Regions from separate parts of the Homo sapiens genome. Here region 1 is linked to region 2. The links are chromatin loops, found by intact Hi-C in ENCODE. Cell type or tissue: endothelial cell of umbilical vein. All regions are shown on one strand.

Evidence for each region. Hi-C counts contacts between places; a loop is a spot of excess contacts. Peaks named below come from ENCODE experiments on the same cell type or tissue, not always from the same donor. Only the 100,000 strongest peaks of a DNase experiment are listed, where the experiment ranks them.
Region 1: a loop joins it to region 2, with 23 times the contacts of the local background. A loop is called at or near these places in 3 of 110 quality-filtered maps.

The regions. Positions count from the first base shown.
Region 1 is chr2:239,139,906-239,147,905 of GRCh38, reverse strand. It overlaps HDAC4 (histone deacetylase 4), which reads left to right. Exons shown (of 27, transcript NM_001378414.1): 8 at 3,192-3,323. Among named protein-coding and RNA genes, the nearest start is that of HDAC4-AS2, 50 kb to the left of the region's middle. In endothelial cell of umbilical vein, a CTCF peak has its summit at 3,858 (motif pointing left); no DNase peak of the experiment used is centred here.
Region 2 is chr2:239,878,178-239,886,177 of GRCh38, reverse strand. No RefSeq gene overlaps it. Among named protein-coding and RNA genes, the nearest start is that of MIR4786, 61 kb to the left of the region's middle. In endothelial cell of umbilical vein, a CTCF peak has its summit at 3,719 (motif pointing right); a DNase peak (open chromatin) is centred at 4,407; H3K27ac peaks cover 1,131 bases.

The sequences.
Region 1 (8,000 bases), 740 kb after region 2:
GTGTCTCCATCAGAATTGCTTCTGGCAGAAGGATGAAGGCACCTGCTAGGCATTGGGCACTGCGTTGAATTTTAAGGTTGTGATTGGAATGTTGTATCGCCTTAATTAGTCATTTACTTGATTGGCTTCAGGAGAAACAATCCCACCTGCTCCCTGTTCCCTAAGGAGCAGACACTGCATTTGGAAGTACAGTTGGCATCCTTCCTGCCCTCACCCACGCTTGGTGGGAGCAACTCTTCCATGAGGCCTCCGGCCTGATGCTTTGGTTCTGTCAATGTACCTGCAGCCCTCTTAGGGGTGGGATCCAGTTTCTGCAGTTCCTCCACCTGGCCACATCGTGCCTGGAATGAGTGGAAGGCCCGCGAGGGCGGTGAAGGGGCTGCTGCACTGAGCCAGTACACGTGCAGCCTCGACCCTCACAGTCACCAGGTGCCGGCTTACCTGCATCTTCCACTTTGGCTGCCTTTGGCAGAATTATTGGAGTTACAGGCATTGTGCAAGCTTTAAGACACATGCATTTGAAGGGCTGATATTGTAGGTCCCTATGTCTTAAGTCAATCTATGAGATGCCCGGCCTGGAAGTAATGAGGGAGGGCAGGAAGCAGGAAGGCTGGCCACCCTGAAAGCAGGCAGTGAGCCGGTCCTCGTGGTATGCGGCTCCCCCGGCTGCCTTCTGCCCCCTAGGGCTTCTCTGTTCTCCCCAGGAAGGCCACTTCATGTGCCCCGGGTGGTCTCCAGCATCCCCCTTCTCTCCTGGTCCACGTGCTGCTGCTCAATCCCCTCCCCGAGCCCCGCATCCAAAACCCTGCTTGTCTGATAGGTTCTGCGGGGGAGTCAGAGTGCTGAATAGCCCACGGGGCAGGGACGAGCGGAGGGCCCCAGCCTCATGCCATGCTGTCCCTGGCAGTGCTGGCATGGTGTCCTGGAGCCTCCTGGTCAGCTGCAGCCACCCTGCAGGCAGAGTCGACCAGGGACGTGCAGTCGGCTAGAATCAGGGAGCCCAGGCAGGTGTGCAGGCTGGGAGGCAGGGGGTAAACAGGTGAGGGGACAGAAGAATTCCAGATGGTGAGAAGGCTGCTGTGAGGAAGACAGGGCAGTGGGGCTGTGATGGGGGCAGTGGGGCTGTGGGGGGTCAGGGCAGCCTTGGGAGGGGCGTGGAGCAGAGGCCTGTGGAAGGGGAGAGGAGGGAAGGGGAGGGGAGTGGAGGGAAGGGGTGGGGTGAAGCAGCCACCATGGGACTCTCCTCAAGAGTCTCTTGCACAAAGAGTCTGGAGTGCCCGGCAGGGCTGTGGAGGATCTGCCGCCTGACTGATGACCTGGTGGCAGCGTGATGACCCCCACAGGGCCTGGGGGAGGCGGTGCACTGGGCTGCAGTACCACAGCCAGTCCATGGTAGCCTGGAGTGACCATGTCATGCCCGCCTCCCGATGCCACGTGTCCCACTCTATGTGGCAGGGCAGCCACTGAGGAAGACCTTTCACACAGGGCCAGGGACCCTGTGCTCTTCTGTGGGCACACACAGCCCCTGCCTCTCAGAAGTGGCTCCTGTCCCAGGCCCGGGGAATCCCTGCAGAGCCCATGTGGGTTTCAGTGGAGATCTGGTGGTGAGAGAAGAGGTACTGTTTTCTTGCCTAGTCATCAGTTGGGTTTTTTGGCTTGTTTTTTTTGGTTTTGTTTTGTCTTTTGAATAATGGCAAGAAACCCAGCGTGGAAATAGAAGTGGAGCTTGTGAATCTACGCTTGCCTCGGTCGGTTGTGTTAGGCACAGAAGTGTGCCCTCGTCAGTAGCCCGTGGAGAGGCCGGCTTGTGGCTGAATCCGTCATCTGTCGTCATCCAGGTCCCCCGTGCCACAGCACAGAGGCCTCGCTCCCTGCAGAGGCTTAGAGTCTGGTACCTTCTCACAGCGCCTCTCTGGTTTCTCTGGGAAGGCTGTTTTAGGGAGCTTGCTTCTCCCACATCCTTCCAAGACCTGCAGAAAAACTGTCCCTGACTCGAAGCCTTTTCCAAAGTGGAGAAGGTCCTGGGCTGTCTGCACGTCCCAAAGAGTGAAGTCATGTTGGTCCCCATCGCCCAGCCACATCAGTCCTGCTTCCAGGAGAAACTCCGTCTCATTCCTTGTTGCTCTGGAGGCGGTGCACTGCCTGTTCCAGAAAGATTAAGAACAGCAGGAGTGCTGATTCTTTAAGAAGAGGTAAAATCTCCCTAATGTGCAAATCTCCAAGTGGTAGAATCTTGAAAGTAGCCAAGTAAAACCTCAGAACTCAAAGGCTTGTGTGACACACGTCTCCGTGGCGGTATTCTTGGCTCTGTTCTGGACTCTGAAAGCCGATAACCTCTCCCGGGTGGGTTTGGGGATTTCTTTGACTCCGGTCGCTGCCTTTAGATCCCTAGTGCTTCCCAAGGCGGGCCTCGCGCCGGAGGTTTGGGTTCCAGATGCAGATGAGTTGGGGACCACGGTGGGCTGAAAGGTGTAGATTCGCAAATGGCTCTGTCCACACAGGCAGAGCTGTTCACAGAAACCGACCCACGCCCAGTACCTTCACCCTGTGGTCAGATGAAAGGTGAAGCCGGCGCAGATGTTGGGATGGGCTCTGCTGAGCCTCCCCAGGTCGGGGTGGGGATAGCAGCCTCACGCTCTGGAGGCCTCACTGACTGACACAGCTGGGGCGATGCATGGGCGAGCAAGAAAGTGTGCAACGTGGACACCATCCTCACATCCCTGGGCCCAGCCTCACATCCCTGTCAGTCTTTCTCTGATTTTAGAGCAACACAGCTATGAAGATAGGGGTGTATTATCTAGAAGAGCATTAGTTACGAGACATCGCCATTAAGTGACTTCACACCTCAGCAGCCTCCTGCCACGCCCAGTAAATCAGCTTGTCAGTCCTGTTTCCATCTCCTGGTAAACAGTGGTGGCCTGATTCTGTGAAGACAGTGCCAGCGCTTGCATAATGCTGTGGCCACAGAAATTTATCCAAAGCACCAGATTCGTTTTATTCATTATTTGGGACTGATGAATGGGATTTAGAATCCCCTGCTTCGTGAGCTCCCTGCGCTCTCCCCTGCAGCAACACAGCAGTGTTGAGCAAATATTTACTCACCAGAGTGCGTATTTTTAAAAAACCACCAACAGGATAACCTTGAGCCAGTGGTGTCTGCCTGGCTGTAATGACATCTCCTTTTTGTGCAGCTTCTGAACCGAATCTGAAATTACGGTCCAGGCTAAAGCAGAAAGTGGCCGAAAGACGGAGCAGCCCCCTGTTACGCAGGAAAGACGGGCCAGTGGTCACTGCTCTAAAAAAGCGTCCGTTGGATGTCACAGGTATGTCGGCTGAGCAGGTACACCCGCCCCGCTGCCCTCTCTGCCAGGCCTTCCTGCCATAGGCGATTTCTCTCAGGAGCTTCTGAAAACCCACGTGTCTGCCTCACGCTGTCAACCCCCAGTGTGGTCCTGTTCCCATGGCGCTGGAAGTGCCAGGCCCAGGGGACCAGGTTTGATGACTCCGGCATGTCTAAGCCGGGCCCTGCTCCTGGCATTAGTGACTCAGAGCTGGTTCTAGGTGGGCTGAGGTGCACAAGGGTGCCCCAGCTTGGCACTGCGGGAGATGCAGTCAGGAGCTTGAGTTGAGGCTCCTCTGAAGGTGGGTCTTAACCAGTCCCACCCTAGTAGTGGTGAATCGCATGCTCTGCCCTGTTCCGCTGCCCCTGAGCAGTGTCTGAACCACCGGGGCATTTTAACGTCTTCCCACGCCAGAGCACCCATCAACTGAGCAGGGAGGGAAGCAAGGAGTGAAGTTGCTTCAGCTTGGCCCTAGTGACGTGTCACGGTTGGCCCCATCTAGTGGTGGACACGCAGAAGGACAAGACCGAGCAGACCCCCATCCTGAAGGCTCACCCGCCCCTCTTGAGGGTACATCCCCATCCAGAGGACCACCCATTCCCAACCACCACCAGGGTACACCCCTCACCCCACCACTCCTGAAATCACAGCACCAGGATAAAGGAGCTGCTTGGGCATGGCCTGGATAGAGGGGAGGCAGCGGACATGTTTGCACAACAGAAAGTGTTCAACTTGAAGGCCAAGGCTCATGGTAGGTGGTCTGTGAAAGGCACAGTTCCACTGAGCAGGCTGTTGACCTAGGGAAGCCGGGGAGGGGCTCCTGGTGCCATGCCCCGTGTGTGCGAGCATTGGCATCACACAGGGACTCTGCTTCAGCAGTGAGGTGAGAGCCAGACCTACCCGCTAAATACAGGGCCCTGCCTGTTTCTCGTGCCCTGTCCCCTCTCTACTTGAGGAGTTCCTAACCACGGTGTAAGGGTCTGGGTCTGAATATTTGTGGATTTCTATTAAAAAGTATCTGACATCTTCATGCCCAGGGGAACTCCATATGTGTCATTTCTGATGTAGGTTTCTTTCCTCTGGCCATTATAGTACACACAGACCTTTTCTACAGCCATCAAGAAATGTTATGATCTAAAGTTTCACTAAGTCTAGCTGACTGGGGAAGATTCAGTTGAAACGAGGAATCATGTGAGTTAAAAGCTTTCAAACTCCAATGCAGCCTTTTTTCCTATGAGCAGTGCCTTGCTTGGCCAGCTCTAATGGACACGTGAACCTTTGCGTTTTTTTGTTGTTTTTTTTTTAAAGTGTGCAGTGGGTGAGACGGAGTCTTCAGCAAGCTTCTTCTGAGTGTTAAAGCTGGTGTTCCTGTTGTCACCCAGTGACTACTGAGTGCTGTTTTTGAGTCAGCACTGGGCTGGGCGCAAAAATAGTGAGACAGAGTCCTTCCCTGGAAGGAGCTTGTGATGTAATTTGAGCAAGCAGCACATCACACGTGAGACCATCCAGGAGCCATGCGTGACAGGGCGTGATCAGTGCTGAGCTCACCCAGGAGTCATGTGTGACAGGGCCTGATCAGTGCTGAGCTCACCCAGGAGCCATGCGTCACAGGGCGTGATCAGTGCTGAGCTCACCCAGGAGTCATGTGTGACAGGGCACGATCATTGCTGAGCTCACCCAGGAGCCATGCGGCAGGGCGTGATCAGTGCTGAGCTCACCCAGGAGTCATGTGTGACAGGGCATGATCAGTGCTGAGCTCACCCAGGAGTCATGTGTGACAGGGCGTGATCAATGCTGAGCTCACCCAGGAGCCATGTGTGACAGGGCTTGATCAGTGCTAAGCTCACCCAGGAGTCATGTGTGACAGGGCATGATCAGTGCCGAGCTCACCCAGGAGCCATGCGTGGCAGGGCGTGATCAGTGCTGAGCTCACCCAGGAGCCATGCGTGGCAGGGCGTGATCAGTGCTGAGCTGTGGCATAAAGGGAGCCCGTGCCGAGGCACCTAGGAGTTGGGAGATCAGCACAAGCCACTCTAAGCCAGCAGAGCTCTGCAGAAGGTGGCATTTGCACTGGGACTTGGCGGGTGAGTGGGGCTGGGGCAGAGAGGCAGAGGGTTGTGCATCTCCTGGCCGGCACTGGTACCAGGGAGCTGCCACGATGGGGAGGCTGCTCTGAGTGGAGCTGATTTTCAGAAGACAGGTATTAGGAGTTCTAGGCGGGGTGGTCCCACACGGAGGAGTGGAGCCGATTTCCAGAAGACAGGTATTAGGCAGGGTGGTCCCATATGGAGCGGTGGAGGCAGTCGCGGTTCTTGGCAGAAAGAGAGCCAGGTGGATACTCTGCTTTTTCTCAGTCACTAATTAATTGGGTGTCTACTGTAGAGCACAAAGAAGAAAATGCATTCCCATACGCACTCTGTCCAGAGTGAATCCTGCTCACTCTGCACATTCCCGCAGCCCGTGTTCTGTGCCTTCCTCACACCTGAGTTCTCTCACTCTGCACGCCTTCCCGCAGCCCATGTTCTGCGCCTTCCTCACAGCTGAGTTCTCACCATCTTCCTGCGCCATCCTGCATCCCTCTCCACTCAATTTCAGCCACACGCCTTTTGAGCACCTCCAATGGTGTTCCCGTTTTGCTGATCTAAGTAATACTATGAAGATTATGCATTTATATGAATTTTCTTAGACCTATTCCTGGAAGTAGAATGCAAAAAAATAAAATTAACCTCGTTGAGTTAAAAGTGGGTGGAAAGTTACACATATAATTTTTACCGCCCCAAAAAGTTGTCCGGACTCCCCAGGCACATGCGTGAGGGTATTTATCTGACGACACAGCTGGGAGGCACCCATTACAGGGAAGATCTGCTGGATCTTGGTGTGTAGCTGGAGACAGCTTGACATCAGAGAGCAGGGGTCTAGGGTGGGCTACGGTGGGCTGCAGGTGGGGCAGAGATGGGAGAGTTGGAGGGGCCTGGAGAAGGCGGGTCCTGCTTTCTTGAGTGAAATGCAAACACTGGCTCAGCCCAGGTGGCATTCTCAGAATGCCCACTCACAGTGCAAATAACATGGCCTCGGCAGCGGGAGAAGCCTACCTCTGGAGTTAGTGTCTGGTGGAAGTGAGAGGGTGAGAGGGCCAGGGAAAGAAAGAGGATGGGGTAGGGTCGGGACCCAGTCCTGTATTCATGCTCAATGCCCAGGACAGTGAGCTGACCCCACACTCTTTTGAGCTCCAAGAGCCATGGGGAGCGGCTGGTGTAGGGCTTCTGGGTGGACACCCTGGTTTGCCCTTGGGAGGTTTAGACTGCCCTGCTGTTGAGGGCAAGATGTTCCCAGGGTGTTCCTGGTGGGCAGCGTGGTCAACAGAGGAGGTGCGCCTTCACCACCCAGCTGGGTTAACTCTGGTATGCAGACGCCCATGACAGTTCCCTCAAGCCACGTGGCCTGGGACGAGTGATGTTGCTGCTCCATGCCTCCATCTCCTCTTCTGGGAAACGGGGTCATAATGGCACCTTCCTCAAACAGTGACTGAGAGATGGATGAGCTAATAAAGGCAAAGTTTGGAATCAGGTCTGCCAGGTTGGGGGAGCTGTGGGTGGCTTTACCTGTTCCCCCACCCTCCTCATCCTCCTCACTGTGGCTCGGGGCTATATTTGCAGAGTCACCACCTCCAGCAGGCGTGGATACCACGTGAGTCAGCATGAGTGGGCACCTGCGTCCTCGTGGGCTCCAGGAGGACGCGGGCAGCAAGCAGACCGTGGAGGAGGCTTTGCTGGGGATGGCTCCGTTGAGGGGCTGCTTGGGGAAAACATCCCTTAACCTCCCCTCCAGGGCCCCCACCATGTCCCTTCCTTCTGACCTGTATGCGCTGCGCATATAGGTTGGGGCGAGGTTCTGAGCACCCAGAGTCGTTGCTGAACAGCAGACGCCTAGAGTTCTCGAGGCAAATGGGTCACATTGTGTTTTCTTTGGAAAGCTTTAACCAGATGATGCCATTGTTAAAATGCCGTTAAACTAAACATATGACAAGCCAAACAAATCCTTGTGTGAATATCGAGAGCCTCAGCGGCCTCCCACGGTGGATGTGTGTGCCCAAAATAGCAGCAGACCCCTTCAGAGGTGAAGGGATCTTTGGATTGGACGTGGCCCCTTTTGGAAGTCACATTCAGTCAGAGCGGAACCTGGTCTCATTAACCAGGGTCAAGCCGCACCGATGGTTAAAGATCCTCTAAGACTGTCCGAGCGTGTGTTTTCCAGTAGCACGGATAGATCTCAGGAGACACTGGCTATATTTTCCCCTGGATGCTTGCTGCTATGTAGGGAAAATGAGAGGATTCAGCTCAGAGTGAACACTAATAGTAGGTTGCTTTATTTTGAACTAAGCTTTTTATAGTGAGCACAGGAAAGCTGACCTTTTGCTTTTCAAAGTCACTTAGCTTCTGCATTTTCTGGTCTTCTGTTGTTAGGTCACTAATAAGTGTTTAAGGATTTATCTTTTTGGTGTTTAAAATTGTCTTGAAAATCAAACGAGGTATAAAATTGGTAACGTACATGTCCTAGAAAAAGTGAAGTCAGTGGCAAAACTGGAAAATCAGAAATCAGCATCATACTTTCTTTTTTGAAACCATGGCCATGTTCTTTTTGTTGGGACTTCTGCCTGTC
Region 2 (8,000 bases):
CTCTCTCTCTCTCTCTTTTTCTTTTTAAGACAGGATCTCACTCTTTCACGCAGGCTGGAGTGCAGTGGGTTAATTATGGCTCACTGCAGCCTTGACCTTCTGAGCTCAAGCAATCCTCCCACATCAGCCTTCCAAGTAGCTGGGACTACAGGTGTGTGCCATCATGCCCAGCTAATTTTTGTATTTTTTGTGGAGATGATTTTTTGCCATGTTGCCCAGGCTGGTCGTGAACTCCTGGGCTCAAGCTATTACCTGCCTCAGCCTCCCAAAGTGCTGGGATTATAGATGAGAGCCACCGTGCTTGGCCAGAACACTACTCATATATATTATATTTTTCCTTTTTTGTGGTATTATTTTCATGCAGATTACATCTATAAATGTTACTAACCCAATGATATGCATTGTTGTTATTATCTTATACAATTTTATGTTTCTTAATAAAACTGAGAGGGAAGGAGAGCAAGTATGTATTTATAGCTTTTGTTATATTAACTTCTATTTACTATTTCTGGTACTCTTCATTTGTTTCTATGGATTCAAGTTACTCTCTGGAGTAATTTCTTTAGCCCCATACAGCTTTGTTCCCACCCACCTCTTTTGTCCTGTTATTGACAAGTATATTACATTTCCATATGTTATGCACCCCAAAATACATTATATGCATACCATTTTGTACAATAGCTCTTTTGTTTTTTAAAGAAAGTTATCAGGAAGAATATACAATTACCTTTTAAATCATTTAAGATAAGAAAGGAGAAGTAGCATGCATTTTACTGTCTTTTATAGTTGCATACTTGTATTTAGTGGTGCTTTTTTTTAAAATGTGAATTTGAATTACCAACTGGGGTCACTTGCTTTTAGCCTGAAGAACTTTCTTTAGTATTTCTTGGGTATGCTACCAATAAATTCCTCCAGTTTTACTCATTTGGGAATGTCCTTATTTCATTTTAATTTTTGGAAGATAGCTTTGCTGCATATATAATTTCTGGGTGACAGTTTATTTCCTTGAGAATTTTAAATATATCATCCCATCACCTTCAGTCCTCCATTGTTTCTGATGAGAAGTCAGCTGTTAGTCTTATTGTGTTTCCTCTGTAAGTGATAAGTGGCTTTTCTCTTGTTGCTTTTTCAAGATTGTCTTATTTTCTTTGACTTTCAGCATTTTTACTATGATGTGTTCATTTGTGGATCTCTTTGTGTTTCTTTTACTTGCAGTTTATTGAGCTTTTGGATGTATAGATTGATGTTTGTCGATATATTTGGGATTTTTTTGTTATTATTTCTTCGAATCTTTTTTCTGTTCCTTTCTTTCTCTGTCTCTCCTTCCCCTATCTCTGCCCTATCCCCAGTTTCTATTACTCTAATTATGCATATGTTGGTGCACCTAATGGTCTTATACATTTCTCTGAGGATCTGTTTTACTTCATTCTTTTTTCCTTTGATCTTCATTTTGCATAATCTCAATAGACCTATCTTCTTCAAATTTGTGATTTTTTTCTTCTCCAAGTTTAAATCTACTGTTGAGGCCCTCTACTGACTTTTTTAATGTCAGTTTTTATACTTTTCAGAATTTCCATTTGGCTCTTTTATTAAAAAAATTTTCTATCTATTGATATTCTCTCTTTAATGCAACATTGTTCTTATACCTTTATTTTCTTTTTGCTCATCACCAACCTGGGAGCTAGCCCAGGCTAGGCCAGGTGCATGTGTAATAACCAAGTGGAGTAATGTACACTCCCCAGATCTTGGTAGCTTAGCATGCAGTGTAATATTTGCAGGCACACAGTCTACTGCTGGTCCAGCTGAGGGTCCCAGGCTCTGTCCCCACATGGAAGCTCCTCGTGGTGGGGGCCTGGCCACTGCAGGCTGTGGCTCCTCCGCTCCTGCCTTTGGAGAGCCTCTTCCCATCACTGTGGGAGGAGACAGCTGGAGGGAGAGCTGCAGCTCCTCAGTGCTTTCTCCCAGAAGCCACACGTGCCTCTCCTTTCCATGGCCCCGTGGCCAGGGTTAGCAGCCAGCAGCATAGTCTGCAGAGGCTGGTGCGGAGGGACTCAGTCTCCATGTGCCTGAGGGAAGGAACTGGACACTTGGAACACTGTCTGCATCCACTGCACTGACACTGGGCATCACCGTGGTAGGCCCCCAAGTCTGGACACGGCCTTCCTGAATCCCCTCTTTCTATGTAATGATGAAGCCAGGCTATTCATGCTGAATTCTCCCTGCTCAGGACAGTGCCTCTCTCCTGGTGACTGCCAGCAGGGCAGAGGGTGGTGTCTGTTCTATTGTGGGGAAATACTTTTGCTTAGCATTGCAGTGGGAGTGGGTTTTTACGGCCTGGTGGGGCAGCTGGTGGGCGATCGTCCTAGAGATCTTATTGTAAAATCATCTTCACGCCAGCACGACCTCCCTGCTTAGCTTTGATGACTGCACAAGGGGCTTTCCTCACTTCCAGCATGTGCTGCTGTGAACCTGCCTGGTCCTCTGTGTGGCTGCCACCCTCAGTGGGGTTGGGGTCCTGGGTTGGGGCTGTGTGTCCAGCTCTGGGGAGGCTCCCAAAGCAGGGATGGACTCCCAGGCAAACAGCTTGCCCTGGCAAATTGGACAGTAAATGTGACCGGGTACTGGGTGTCCATCCTACTTCAGATGCCCCCGATCCAGGGCTGCTGACCAGGGAGGAACTGGACTATCAGGGAACAGACACAGTGGCAGGAGCCCCTCTGTCGGTTGCCACACCTTGCTGGCCCCACAATCCATGGAGCACCGAGCATCTGCTTGTCCCCTGGGCTCTGTCCCACCCAGGTCCTGAGCCTCTTTGTTCCTGGCTGCACACGGAAGGGCATTGCCAGGAAGCCCTGGGATGCCCGAGAGGTAGGTTTGTGTGCCATATGGAGGGGGCAGCAGTGTCAGGCCTGTCATGCGTCTGTCATACATGTGTGTTACTCATGGAGTCACAGAGCTGGGGAGGAGGGCCCTAGAGTTCTTCTTGTCTATCTGCCCCTTCTGCAGCTGAGGATACTGAGGCTCAGCACAGGGACGTGCACCTCAGAGTGACTCAGGTGAGAGGACGTTGATCCCGGGTACCAGGTATGTTGGTGGGCTCCAGGCATCACCAGCAGCACCTGCTCCTCAGATAAGGCCCCAGCCTGAGGGCAGAGTTGACCTCCCCCAGTCCCACCAGCACTTAGTGGGCCTCCTGCCAGCCCTTGTCACAATCTGCTCATCCAGTGGTCCTCCATAGAGTATGAGAAACAGAGCTTGGCTCGATGCCATCTTTCCTGGACCTCAGAGGACCCAGTGGTCCAGACTGGATATTGTGGGCTCCCAGGATAGCAGAGCCACCTCCCACCCTCTTCCAATTGACCCCAAGCTCTTGTTTCAATCCTTCAGGAGACAGGAAGCTCTCTGCCTGCAAGTCTTACAGTTCACGTGCTGGAAAACGCTGATTAAAACCTTCTACTCAGCTGCTGTCTGACACTCAGACCCCAGCCCACAGCCCCTCTTTGGATTGCCAGCACATAGTGCCTGGACCAGGGCAGGCTCTCGGAAATAGTGGTTGAATGATGCACCCAGAAAAACCATCATGGTCTGTGGTCATGCCCAGCCCTCAGCTCCCTGCAGTTCCTCAGCCTTCCTTCCTGGATGGGTGCCTGCAGGACGGGCCTTCAAGAAGGAGCCCACAGGTGCACACCTGCCACCTTGACTTGGAAGATGTTCCTGAAGTCGCCACCAGATGGAGCACCTGTTGGAGTCTGAAACGTCTCCCGCTCATCCCTATGCTTTGGGTCAACAGTGACTTTAGCATTGACTCAGTAAAGAAGAGGGTGGCCTGTTCCTGGGCCAAACAGGGATCCAAAGACTCACAGATTTCATTTTTTTCCAATAACCAAGTATCTCACACACAGAGACAAGTGCGGAAGGTAGATGTCACTCACCTGTGCCCACCACCAAGAACTAACCAGACTCGCAGTTCAGGGAGTACTCTGGCCACCCCTGTGCTATGAGGCTTCGAGGCTTTCCCAGGCGGTGGTGGGGTGACCTCCAAGTGCAGGTGCCCACAGCTGGGCAGTGTCCCCGTCCCCTTCTCTGGCTGTCTTGGGACACAGGGATCCAGCCTGAGGGAGCCTCGTGTGTTTCTCCACTTGCTTGGTGCGGGACCTGCGGATAAAACAAGGCTGAGCACCCGCCTCTGTGCCAGCTGCTGCTGCTCCTTTTGTTTTTGGTTGTTTTTGTTTGTTTGCTGTGGCTTGCCTGGCTGTTTAGGGAGACTATTGGCATTCGCTCCAGGAAATCCTCTCTGGGATGGAAGTACTTATTCACGCAGGCGGCTGGATCGAGGGAAGCACAGTTTCCAGCAACTCCGCTTGGTTATGATTAATGGAGATAAATCTGCCCAAGAGAAGCTAAATTTAGCCAAAAGTTGAGCCCCCTGCTTCCGCACTCCGCCCTCAGGCACCGGCAGAGTGTGTGTTGCTGTTGGCCAGAGCCCAGATAACATCAAGAGGTGGAAAACAATCCCCAGAAATCTGAAAAATGTAGAACAAGGAAAGAAAATGTTCAATCCATCAAAACAAACAGAGATACAATCTCACCCCCCTTGGTTTTTGTACCACTGGGTTTAGGGGAAAAGAAAACAAGAGACTGAATGAGAGAGATATGCATTAAAAACACAAAAAGATTGAAGACAGGAACAGAGTGCTCCCGCACAGGGTCACAGGGCTTGAGAGACCCCGGACCCTCAAGTGCAAGGCCCTGGTGGGGCAGGGCAGTGGGCAGGAGGGAGGCCGGGTTCCCCAGGGTCCACGCCAGGTGTCCCTCAGCCCTGGCTTCCCTCCCTCCATGCGTTGCGTGCTCACCTTTTTCTCTTCCCGACCCTGGCTGTTTCGATAATCTTCAGGCTTTGAGAGTGAATGCATTACTCCTGTCATTTATCCCACAAAGATGTACTGTGCTGGGCACAGGCAGGTCCTGGGCCTGCAAAGAGGAATAAGATGGTCCCTGATCCCCAGGACTCGAGATTGCTGGGAGGGCGGCCCAGATGGAGGTGGGAAAGCTGGAGGTGGCGTCTGGGCTGCCCTCTGGGTCTCCAAGCAGGTTCTGGGGTTGCAGGGCTCTGTGAGCTAGGGGAACCCTGCTGGCATGCTGCTTGTTAAGATCATGCTTCTGGTGGCTTCTGTGTCTGGTTGGAATGCTGGGGGGTGGGCACTGGGGAAGCATTAGAGCCCACGATTTGGGCCCTTCTTGTTTTGATTTCGGGTAGTACACCCTTAGGAAACACTTTGGGAGCCACAAGCACCCTACAGATGAAGTATTTTATTATTTTTAATAACTGATCATGAATTCAGGGACCATGAACCATCCGCCTGAAGAGTCAGTATTGCAGAAAGTTTGAAGCATTGAACTCACATTTCAGGAGTGCTGGGTCACTGTGATGGGCTCTGGGGAGTGACCGGTGAGTAGCAGAGGGGCACAGTGAGAGGTGACGAGTTCCTGAAGGTCCCTCTCCCCAGGGGCACTTGGGGCCTCTTGGTGGGTGCTCCAGTAGGGCCCTGGGGGGACACACTGATGTCCCCTTGCTGGTGGGGTGGAAATTGTCCCATCAGGGTGTGCAGGGCAGATGCATCCCTCTCTTAATAAATGGTGATGTGGCAAAGCTCCAGGGTGAGGCACTGAGGGGTGCTGACTTCTAGGAGGATTTGTGTTTGGAGAGTTCAGAGCTAGGCCTGAAAAAATCTGCTGTCACTCCAAGACATTGCACCTATGCCAGGAGTTGCGGCTCCCTGAGAGCTGGTGTCTGACCCAGCAGGTCACCTAACCCCCAGGGGACCACAGGTGAGGGGTGCAGGAGCAGCAGGGGCCCCCAGCTCATGGCCCCACTCCTGGAAATCAGTGCATGGGGTGGGGGGGTGGGGCTGCTCTTCTCTTGTGTTTATCACATCACAGCTGCCTTTAAAATAGAGGAAAATATCTCCTCCAAGCAGGAAGAGTAACTTTCCACTGATTGGCCGTTCTCTCTGCTCTCTCCCTTTGCACAAGCTCTGCCTGTGGGTTTCAATGAGTTCTCTGTTCCTGAACAAAAATGCAGCTCAGAGTGACCTTCCTTTCTCTTGTAGAAAGTTTCATCTTTTTACACATTTATGGTACGCAGAATTCTAAAGTGGCCCAAGGATTTCCACCCCCTGTTGTACCTGCCTTGGATTATTTCCTCCCCTGGGATGTGGCAGACCCTGTGTGATACATGACATGGCAGTGAAGATTTTTCACAAATGTAATTAAAGTCACTAATCAGCTGGCTTCGAGTTCACCAAGAGGGCAACTATTTGGGTGCTGATTGAAATCGCCTGAGCCCTTCACATCTGATTTGAGGGGTGAGAGACAGGGGAAAGGAGGGACTCAGGGTCAGAGACCTGTGCTCCTGCAGCCTGGAGGAAGCTGCGCTGTGGCCTGTAATAAAAGAAAAACTTCAGCCAAATTAAATTTAAAAGAGTTTAATTGAGCAATGAACAATTTGCGGATCGGGCAGCCCCCAGAATCACAGCAGATTCACAGACTCCCGCGCAGCCACATGGTGGAAGATTTATAGATAAAAAAAGGGAAATGACGTACAGAAATTTGTAGTGAGGTGCAGAACGGCTGGACTGGTTGTAGCTCGTTGTTTGCATTATTTGAACACAGTTTGAACACTCAGCAGTCTATGAAGTGTGGCCACTGGGATTGGCCAAGACTCAGCTATTGTTTCAGGCAGGCACATACTCCTAAATTAAGTTTTCAATCTTGTCTGACTTTTTTTTTTTTTTTTTTTTTTTTTTTGAGACGGAGTCTTGCTCTGTCGCCCAGGCTGGAGTGCAGTGCAGTGGCACGATCTTGGCTCACGGCAACCTTTGCCTCCCAGGTTCACGCCATTCTCCTGCCTCAGCCTCCCGAGTAGCTGGGACTACAGGCACCTGCCACCACGCCCGGCTAATTTTTGTATTTTTTAGTAGAGATGGGGTTTCACCATGTTAGGCAGGATGCTCTCCATCTTTTGACCTCGTGATCTGCCCATCTCGGCCTCCCAAAGTGCTGGGATTACAGGCCTGAGCCACTGCATCCAGCCTTTTGTCTGACTTTTAAGCCAGGTTACAGTTCATTCACAAGGACTCAAATATAGAAGTACGGAGTCCATCACAGGCCATATTTAGTTTGCTTTAACACCTGGCTAAGGAGACAATGAGCCGAGAAGCTGCAGGCAGCCTCCACAGATCAGAAGCAGCCCCAGCTGACAGCAAGCAAGAAACGGGACCTCAGTCAAACAGACGCAAGGCAACAAATGACCAACATCCCTAATGAGACGGACAGGGATTCTGCCCCAAACCTCCTCACAGAAGGCAGCCCTGCCACATCTTGATTTTGGCCTTGTGAGACCCTAAGCAGAGAGCCCAGCCATGTGGTGCAGAATTTCTGACCCATAACACTGTGAGCTAATGAGTGTTGATTAAGATGCTAAGCATGTGACCATTTATCACTCGGTAATGGGTAACTGTTACAAAAAGCAATGCAAATCTATGGCACCCAAATTAGAAAAATCAGACAGGAAAAAAAAAGAAAGAAAGTGAAAACCACTAGTAATGAACCATCTAGACATGACTATTGTTAATATTTTGCTGAATAGTCCTCCAAATATGTCGTATGTTTAATTTTCTCTCCCCCACTACGTATCACAGAATTATGGAGCTACAATTGACATGAATAAACTGCATGTTTTAGCATTGTACAGTTTGGTAAATGTGCTGTGTGTTTACACCCACGCAGCCTTCACTGCACAGGATGACGACCATGTCCACCACCCCAGGAAGTCTCCTCACACTGCTCTGAAGTCTCTTTCTCCCACCCTGTCCATCTTTCTGTCACTATCCATTAGGTCGCACATCCAAGAATTGTGTATCAGTGCAGTCACACAGCATGCACGCCTTTCTTTATTTGTTAGTCTTAAAAATCTTTGTGTTTCATTGTGGATGGTTTCT